Regions from separate parts of the Homo sapiens genome. Here region 1 is linked to region 2. A link is a loop called in an ENCODE intact Hi-C map of the cell type or tissue named here. Cell type or tissue: CD4-positive, alpha-beta T cell. All regions are shown on one strand.

The links. Peaks named below come from ENCODE experiments on the same cell type or tissue, not always from the same donor. Only the 100,000 strongest peaks of a DNase experiment are listed, where the experiment ranks them.
Region 1: a loop joins it to region 2, with 3 times the contacts of the local background. A loop is called at or near these places in 10 of 110 quality-filtered maps.

What each region holds. Positions count from the first base shown.
Region 1 is chr9:121,057,808-121,062,807 of GRCh38, reverse strand. It overlaps LOC124902261 (a long non-coding RNA gene), which reads right to left. Exons shown (of 3, transcript XR_007061753.1): 3 at 3,804-3,881. It also overlaps a transcript of C5 not described here. Among named protein-coding and RNA genes, the nearest start is that of C5, 10 kb to the right of the region's middle. In CD4-positive, alpha-beta T cell, CTCF peaks have their summits at 2,361 and 2,564 (motif pointing right); a DNase peak (open chromatin) is centred at 2,577.
Region 2 is chr9:120,866,794-120,871,793 of GRCh38, reverse strand. It overlaps PHF19 (PHD finger protein 19), which reads left to right. Exons shown (of 15, transcript NM_015651.3): 4 at 1,256-1,351; 5 at 1,849-1,949; 6 at 2,464-2,612; 7 at 4,829-4,924. Among named protein-coding and RNA genes, the nearest start is that of PHF19, 7.9 kb to the left of the region's middle. RefSeq lists a silencer at 2,651-3,140 and an enhancer at 3,261-3,330. In CD4-positive, alpha-beta T cell, CTCF peaks have their summits at 2,263 and 2,471; DNase peaks (open chromatin) are centred at 1,412, 1,900 and 2,833; H3K4me3 peaks cover 1,292 bases; H3K27ac peaks cover 1,832 bases.

The sequences.
Region 1 (5,000 bases), 190 kb before region 2:
AGGCTACTAAGTAGAAAGATGATATATTCAAAGTGCTGAAAGAAAAAGACTGTCAACCAAAAATTCTGTAAATACCATCACTTTGGTGATTAAGATTCAACATAAGAATTTCAAGAGGACACAAACATTCAGACCGTAGCACTAATGATCACAGAACCCAAGGGAAGCAGCTTGATGTTATCTAGTTGTCTTAAAATTTTCTCATGTTCTTGACATTCTTTGTTTACTCTGCCAATACCTTGCCTTGTGTTATTAGAGGAGATTCCTTGTGAAGTGTTAAGAGATTTGTCTTTGAAGTCAGATATGAGTTTACTCCTGACTTAGCTACTCCAAAGCTGGCTTCATGAGCATGCAACCTATGCAGTCACCCCAAACCCCACACGCAGAAGGGCCCCACACTTGGTTTAATGCTCTGTTGTTGTCCTGCATTTATTAATAATTTTATCTTTGAGCTTGTTTTTTATAAATGAAGTCTGACAGCACGATATTTATGTCCACAATTCCTTGCCTCCTCATTCACACAGAGCATTCACAATACCCTGTGAACACAGAATTCCAGTGGGCTCACAAGGTGCAGAAGTTTAGTGGGAATCAAAGTGAGTACAAAGTATTAAGAAAAGTATGTCTGTGGCTGAGCAAGCCGGGGCACTGACAGCCTGAAGAGACCACATTCTCCATTGGAACAGGAACTTGTTTTGAGTGCAGAAAGATGGTGAAGGCATGCTAAAAAAGAAAAAAAGAAAAACAACAACAACAAAAAAACAAGGAGCCTTATCATATCCTTTCTTACTCATGGTATTTCCTTGTATTAGGGAACTATTATGTGTACCTTGAATATGATAACATAGAAAGAAAGGGAAAGATAGGATAATTCACAGTTTCTTTTTCTTTCAGGCTTTCCTTGTCCTCAGAAAGCAAAGGTGGAGAGTGTGGGTAGAACATACACATATCAAAAAGTAAAATAAAAACAGCTGAGCTAGTTTTGTGCATAATTTCCACTGTTCTGGGAAGAATGGAATATATATACATGTATGAACTATGACATACAAATGGTGTAATTTTGGCAATTGCACATGCAAGTGAAATGCTGTTATATTTGCAGCTTAAACTGGTACACAATATGAAGATGAATGATAAAAGTCATGCCAATAATTAAAGTTATTAATTTCCCTTTATTTACAATGATGTTAAATAGCAAATCTTAAAAAGCACCATGACAAATTGAGGGAAAGACTACAGATGAAAGGAAAAGGCTTTTTTTTGAGACAGTCTTGCTCTGTAGCCCAGGCTGGAGTGCAGTGGTATGATCTTGGCTCACTGCAGCCTCGACCTCCTGGCTTCAAGCAATTCTCGTGCCTCAGCGCCCCAAGTAGCGGGGTTTCAGGCACATGCCACCACGCCCGGCTAATTTTTGTATTTTTTGTAGGGATGGGTTTTTGCCATGTTGGCCAAGGTAGAGGAAAAGGCTTTATGTTTATATTTTAATACCTTAACAGCATTTTTCCTGCTTTTTTGAATAAGAGATGCCACATTTTTATCTTGCACAAGATCACTCAAATTATGTAAGTGGCCAGAGCTACTTTTTTGTGTGTGTGATTCTGGGCTTTTATTATTATTTTTGAGACAGAGTCTCGCTGTGTCACCCAGGCTGGAGTGCAGTGGCACGATCTCCGCTCACTACAACCTCCATGTCCTGGGCTCAAGTGATTCTCCTGCCTCAGCCTCCTGAGTAGCTAGGATTACAGGCGCCCACCACCACACCCAGCTAATTTTTGTATTTTTAGTAGAGACAAGGTTTTACCGTGTTGGCCAGGCTGGTGTCGAACTCCTGACCTCAGGTGATCTGCCTGCCTCGACATCCCAAAGTGCTGGGATTACAGGTGTGAGCCACTTCGCCCGACCTGATTCTGGGATTTTTAAATGAAGCAATACAGACCTTCTGATTATCAGATTCTTTGTCTGTAAAATGAGTATAATGCTGAATCATTCCAACCAACATCAAGTGACTTCTGCTGCTGGGCAATTATTTTATTAATTTAATATTTTCTATATAACTTTTATGAAGAGATCCAGAAAGCATTCTAGGGGTCTCAGGATAAATAGGGGGAAATAAAATTACTTAGAGTCAGCTGGGTGGGGTGGGGAGGGATAGACTAAGTGTTTTGAGAGATTTGGCAGTTATTTTGGAAGGAAAAAAAAATTCAAAGATTTTGTGATACCTGGTTTTTTTTCTTGTAAAAAACAGAGACTTTAGCATGTCTTCTTTTAAAAATAATTGAAGCAGAAAGAAAAGAGTTGGAAAAGCAAGAAACAGTAATCCTAGAAAGAGTAATCATAAGAACTCCATAAATGTTTATGTGATTTTCAGTGCTAAGAAAGATCGCATTTCAGCATTCTTAAGAAGAAGGCAAAGCAGCTGTTATCTCAAGGAAGCAAAGAAGCTGGTTCTCAGAAGAGTTATTAATGTAAGATGAGAAGCCAGAGTTTACCATGAAAAGCTGTCGCACCTAAGCATTGACTTAATCAGCACGAATTATTCCAGCTTTCTTTGGGAAGCTATTAAGTTAATACCAGCAGGTGGCGCTTTCAAAGTAGGCTCCTGAAGCTGCTGCTCTTCAGGAACTTAAAGTACACTTGCTAATTATAAGCATTGATGACCGAGGAGCAAGGACCTATTTGGGTGGTGGTAGTGAATGTAAGGAGCTTTGATGAAAGTTATATTTTTAGAAAAACAGCTAATCTAGTGTAAAATTACTATTGCTATGTAATAAATTCCCCCAAACTTAATGACGTAAGATAACAACACACCTTAATTATCTGCCCAGTTCCTATGGGCAGGAATTCAGGAATGGCTTAGCTAGGTAATTCTGGGTTAGGTTCTCTTATGAGGTTGCAGTCAAGATGACAGCTGGGCTGCAGCCACCTAAAGGCATGACTAGGGCTGGAGGATTCACTTCACATGGCTCTGGGCGGGAGGCCGTGGTTCCTTTCTACGTGGGCTTCTCCATAGGCTTCCTGAGTGTGCTCACTACATGGGGGCTTCCCCTAGAACAGGCCGTTCAAGAGAGAAAAAGGCAGAAACAGCAATGTCTTGTATGACCTAACCTCAGAAGTCACACATCTTCACTTTTGCTGTATTCTATTGGTCAGATGAATCGGTGTGATACAGTGTGGGAAGGGACCACACAGAGGCATGAATACGAGGGAGGTAAGGACCACTGGGAGCCATCTTGGAGTCTGGCTACCACATTTAGCCACTGGATGAGTAACAGGTATTAGAATTAGATGAAGGAACTTATGCTGAACAAAAAGCAACATTGTCTGAAAAAGCGTGGCTCAGTGGAACCAAAGAAGGTGGTTAATGAGCTGAGCTTGATTCATTAGAAGGTCTAGGGTACAGAAAGAACAGATTCAGGTGAGGTTATAAAACTGTGAGAGATAAAGGGAGAGTGAGCATCTCCTCCTTGTATGTTGTTTCCTTTTGATTCCTCTAAGGAAAATATGCTTAACTAAATTCCATTATTAACACTGGATTTTCTCTTAGCCTTATTATTTTCCACTTCCTCCCTACTTCCTTATCTGAAATCCTATCCTATTCCATTATTATTTAGGATGTGAAGTGGCCTTTTGGGACATGCTATTCCAACCCACTGCTTTGGTGACTTTCAAGCATAGTTTAAGCAATGGCTTCCTTCTCTATTTTTCCCAGTTACCATTCAATCTTCAAATACAAATTTATCCACGGTGGATTTGAACCACTGTATTTCCCAGAATGTGGCTTATCCAGTTATTCTCTGACTCTTTCCACCTCTCACCTTTTCAGTTTGTCTTCCCAATCTGCCATCTGCCTGGTGGTCATTTCAGCCAGTCTTGCTCCAGCTCTATTGAGGAAGGGAGAACCAGACATAAGCCAGACTAGGTATTCAATTATGTCACATTTATTCCCACCTTGTGCATTTGAACCTTTGCCTAGAATACACAATAGTATATAATAAGAATCAAAATGTGTGGACTGGGATATAAATTATTTAAGAGTTTATAAAATACAGAATTAGTTACAGACAAAAAAGGCCGGGCATGGTGGCTCACGCCTGTAATCCCAGCACTTTGGGAAGCCGAGGTGGGTAGATCACTTGAGGTCCAGAGTTGGAGGCCAGCCTGGCCAATATGGTGAAACCCCATCTCTACTAAAAATACAAAAATTAGCCAGGCATGGTGGCTCACCCCTGTAGTCCCAGCTACTTGGGAGGCTGAGGCATGAGAATCACTTGAACCAAGGAGGCAGAGGTTGCAGTGAACTGAGATTGCACTACTGCACTCCAGCCTGTGTGACAGAGTGAGAATCCATCTAAAAAAAAAATTTTATATATACATATATATACACACATATATCTGGAGAAGGTGTCAAAGAGAAGGTAAGACTTCAGCATGGTTTCGTATCTTTCCTGGCTTTTTTCTATGGATCCCAAACAATCAAATCGAAATTTCTGCAAATTATTAGATGTGTTCCCTGAAGCACTACATTTTTCTGAGCCTTAGTTTACTCATTGGTAACCAGAGGGTAATAACACCCTTCTGCATGGTTGTCAAGATAAGAGATAATTTAGCAAGTTAATTATCACAATAACTGATAAATGTTGGAAGCTAATAATGGGTAGCTATTGTGTTGTCACCATTTGGATAAGCTCCTTAAAGGCTGAGAATACATCCTGTATGTCTGAGTCTCATAAAATCTCGTTTAAATGCAGTGGAGTTTACAGGTCTTATTGAGACGTGATTAACATTTATGGCATTTCCTCTTAATTGCTAGACTGATTACTGAGAAGCGAGAAGAATGCTTCAAACAACACCGGATTTAAAGTCTGAGAAGGATATTTTGGAGCAAAGAACTTCTACAACTTATGAGATAAAGAAGTAGGTTACACGGAATCTACTAAAGGCAATCAATGCCATAACAAGAGACAAAACTGTTTAGAGTGCCTTCTAAAAAGGATTCTAGT
Region 2 (5,000 bases):
TGCTGGGATTACAGGCGTGAGCCACTGCGCCCGGCCGAAGAGATCCCATTTCTACCCTTACAAAATTTTCAGCATGCTGGGGAAATAAGACAAACACGTATCAAAATGTGTTTAATGTATACATACAAACCTTTCACACATAAAAACATATTTATTCTTCAACCAAAATAAAATGCAAAGAAAAAAAGAGATGGAGAGGGGACCTGTAGACTAAAAGCAATTTTAAAAACATCAGCCAGTCACCATGTATGGACTTTACTTGGGGACTTTGATTCAAAAGAACAGACTTAAAATTGTTAAGGTATTTGTACTTAAGAAACAATTGGAAATGAGAACATTAACTGAATTTGTTAATGATATTAAGCAATTATGTTAACTTATAGGTGCAGTAGAGGTGTTTTAATTATGTTTTTTAAAAAGAGTCTTGATCTTTCACAAATACATACTGAAATATTTATGGAAAAACTATTGGGTATCTGGGACTCAATTTAAAATAATTACAGGAAGGAGAAGTAGGTGGGAATATAGTAGAAACGAGATTGGCCATGAGTTCATAAGTGATGAGAAGATGGAGTTTCATTATAACTTCTAGGCTGGGCACAGTGGCTCACGCGTGTAATCCCAGAACTTTGAGAGGCCAAGGCAGGTGGATCACTTGAGGTCAGGAGTTCGAGACCATCCTGGCCAACATGGCAAAAGCCTGTCTCTACTAAAAATGTAAAAAGTAGCTGGGTGTGGTGGCATGCACCTGCAATCTCAGCTACTCGGGAGGCTGAGGCAGGAGAATTGCTTGAACCAGGGAGGCGGAGGTTGCAGTGAGACAAGATCACACCACTGCACTCCAGCCTGGGTGACAGAGACTCCATCTCAACAAAACAAACAAACAAATTATATTATCCCATAATAAAGTTTTAAGAAAATAACAACCATTTAACAAAACAAGTTAAATAAGGCGGGAGAGGCAGCATGATGTGTCAAAAGAACAAAGGGTTTGATGTCAAACAGCCATGGGTTTAATCCCCCCCTCACCTACTTACTAGCTAAGCAAGGGACTTAACCTTTCAGAGCCTCAATTTCCCCATCTTTCGAATGGTAATGATGATAGGCATCTCAGAGTGGTTGGGGAGATTCAGTGAGGTGGCATGTGGGGCCCAGCGCTAGGCCTAGCAGACATTAGAGGCTGGGCATCTGGAATGTGAGTATAAAACTTCCATTCCTGTGAGCTGGACCCGACCCTCGAGGCCCTCTCTTTCAGCCGGTGTTCCAGGAGAGGAGCCCAAGTGCAACATCTGCCTAGGGAAGACATCAGGGCCGCTGAATGAGATCCTCATCTGCGGGAAGTGTGGCCTGGGTGAGTGGAGCGAGCAGGGCCCTGAGAAGGCCCCGACCTATAGGTCCCCACGCACTGGCCCCTGACGGGTACTGCTGCAGCCTGTTGGGGCCTCAGCTGGCTTCCTGTTTCTCTTGGCACTGCAGGGTGAAAGGGGGCCAGTTGCTGTAAGTGAGGGCTTGGGAAGAGATCCTGGGGAAAGCTGGGAGGGTATGATGGTGTATGTAATTTGGGGCCCAGCTAGATGGAGAGGATGGGTGGGAAAGATGGGGCTCAGGCACTGAAGTCAGACCTTCCTGTGTCCCCCCCAACCCCACAACTGGCCAATGCTGTCATTTAGTTCCCAGCCTGGACACTGACTTGGCCATCTTGGTGGGCACCAGCAGCCAGGCTCCCGGCAGCTGGCAGGCAGAGCTCCTAGGACTTCCCTCAGCCCTCCCAGCCCTGCCTCCTTTGGGCCAACTGGCCTTGGGCCACGATGTCCTTGTGGGCGCTCACCGCCCCCTCCTCTGCCGTAGGTTACCACCAGCAGTGCCACATCCCCATAGCGGGCAGTGCTGACCAGCCCCTGCTCACACCTTGGTTCTGCCGACGCTGCATCTTCGCACTGGCTGTGCGGGTGAGCCTTCCATCCTCCCCAGTCCCTGCCTCTCCTGCCTCCTCCAGTGGGGCAGACCAGAGACTCCCATCACAGAGTCTGAGCTCCAAGCAGAAGGGCCACACCTGGGCTTTGGAGACAGATAGCGCCTCTGCCACTGTCCTTGGCCAGGATTTGTAGACTCCCTGAGCCTCAGTTTCCTCAACTGTAAAGTGGAGATGGGTTTGGTGTCGGGAATAACGGGACCAATAAATGATGCTTTACTATTAAAAAAGAAAATCCATGTAAATACATGTTGGTAATTGTTGCCTTTATTGCGCTTATTACTCTTAATTCTGTTATCAACGGAGTTCCTTCTGGGATAGAGGGGATGGGTTTGGAATTAATGAGAAAAAGCTCCTTGCTTTTCTGACTATATTGGAATATCTGCGGGTCCCCCAAGCCCTGGCAGCACTTCCCTCAATAGACAGCCGCGTGCTGACTCGCGTGGTCCACCCGGACCTGGTGGTTGACTGGGGCCCTCGTCTCCCCCCAGAAAGGCGGCGCGCTGAAGAAGGGCGCCATCGCCAGGACGCTGCAGGCCGTGAAGATGGTGCTGTCCTACCAGCCCGAGGAGCTCGAGTGGGACTCGCCCCATCGCACCAACCAGCAGCAATGCTACTGCTACTGCGGCGGGCCCGGAGAGTAAGGCAGGGGGTCAGGGCCCCCCGGGCGGCAGGGCAGGTCTCCAAGAATCGCCAGCAGGGACCGCCCATAGGGAGCGAGCCTGGCGTGTCAGCCAAGGCGGGGACCTTGAGGGCGGGCCCAGTGTGTTGCGCTGTGGGGGCGGGGCCTCGAGGGGCGGGCCTGGAGTGTCAGCCGCGGGGGTGGGGCCTCGGGGGCGGGACTCGGGGAGGGGGGGGTCAGCCGCTGCGGAGGTGGGGCCTCGAGGGGTGGGCCCGGAAGATTGGACCTGAGGGCGGGGCCTCGGGGGGCGGGCCCGGAAGGTTAGACCTTGGGGCGAGGCCTCGGGAGGCGGGCCTGGCGGGTTGCGACCGCCCAAGCAGGGCCCCAGGGAGGTGAGGCAGGTCGAGAAGCACCCTGTGGAGGGGCGGGGTGGGGAGGAGGGAATAGTAAGGCCTCGGGAACAGGACCTGAGGAGGCGAGGCCTCAAGGGGCGGTCCCTGAAGGGAAGGGCTCGGGGTGGGGCCCGAGGGGGCGGGACCTCAAGGGGAGAACAGAAGGCCGGCTCCGCGTGGCATCTAGCACTGTGGAGCAGGGCTGGAGGGCAGAGGTGTTACCTTGGAGCTTTGTAGGAAACGAGGAAGTATTGAAGAGTGGTTAAGAGCCTGGGCCGGACACAGTGCGAATCCTCCCAGGACGTCCACGTCCTAGCTCTGCTCCTTACCAGCTGTGCAACCCCTTAGCCTCAGCTCTCTGAATAGTTTCCCCATCATGTGGTGATTATGAGCAGAGCATGAATTACGTAATTCACATAGAGGTTCTCATAGTGCCTGGCATTTGGTAAACAAAAAAAATGTGAGCTGTTACTGGTGGTAGTGGTGGTACTAATGCATGAAAGTCAAGATAACCTTTTCACAGTCAGAGTCAGTGGAACCGGCTGCTGGTGAGATATGAAGATCCTTTTCCCGCCTGGCGCGGTGGCACACGCCTGTAGTCCCAGCTTCGTAGGAGGCTGAGGTGGGAGGATCACTTGAGCTTGGGAGATGGAGGCTGCAGTGAGCTGTGATCATGCCACTGTACTCCAGCCTGGGCGACAAAGCAGGACGACCCTGTCTCCAAAAATAGAAAAGATTCTTTTCCCTGGAGATGTGCAATCAGGCAGGGGTAGGGGGCCGGGGGGCGGGGCATGCTATGTCGGGGCCACTGTGGAGGGAATTCTTGTCCTGGCTCTGCGGCAAGAGTCTTTGATTCTTCCTTGCCGACCTGGGCCTCTATGTAGCCATGGCAGTTGAGCTTGCTTCTTTGGGCTGAGTGCACGTGGCATTGTGGAAGGAACCACAGATGTAAGAGGGAGGGTCTCTGCCCTCAGGAAGTTCAGCCGTCAGGACCCCCTGAAGTCCTGAATCTCAGCCCCAAGCTCCAGCTGGGTAACTTGGGCAAAGCTTGAACTACTTCATCTCTCAAATGGGCTTAACCTTAACTTCAGGCCCATGAGCTTCCCCAAGTATTGTCAGATGGAGAAATGCTTATGGAAACCTTTCCTGCATTAATGCAGTGTTTCTCAACGCCTATGGGCAGAGTTGCACAGGATGCTTGTTAAAAATGCATCCCAGAGGCTTCCCCAAAGATTGAATAGGTCTGCAGTGGACCAAGGAATCTGCGTTTTAACCTGGAGCTCACCTGACAAGGTGTCAATGAAGCATTGAGCATTTTGCTCTTCATATTCCATGAATAGTTGTTGGATGACCATGATAGGCCAGATACAGTTGCAGGTGAGAAAAGCCAGATGTAGTCTTGCCCCCGTGCAGCTTACAGAAACCATTATTCTCCCGTGAAGTCTCCAAGGCAAACGTTTCCCTGTCAGCAGTGTTTGGGAAGCAGCAAGTCCAGAAATGGTGGCTTCATTGTGGCATGGCAAGGAGAGCACAGCCTCTGAAGTTAGGGAAACCAGAATTTGAATCACCATCCTCCACTTGCCTGTGAGCTAGGGCAAGCCATTTCACCTGTGACTTATCTGTAATATGGGGACAGTGTCCCATCTTTTACCAGGTGGTGAGGTGAAATGAGAGTATATGTCCAACTCTCAGGTCCTCCCTTGGCACAGCCTAAGTGCTCAGTAACTGAATTCTCTTCCCTTTCTGCCAGTGGAGGGCAAATTTAACTTGGGAAAGGTTGCCGAAGCTCATACCTGACTGGGGGTGTGGTCCTGGCTGACCTTGGCTCCTCTGTCTCTCCAGATGGTACCTGCGGATGCTGCAATGTTACCGGTGCAGGCAGTGGTTCCACGAGGCCTGCACCCAGTGCCTCAATGAGCCCATGATGTTTGGAGACCGGTAGGTGCTAATTTGGTCCAAGTGGGCCTTGGGCGTGGTGGGGAGAGGGCAGGGATGGCAGCAACAACTCCTGCAG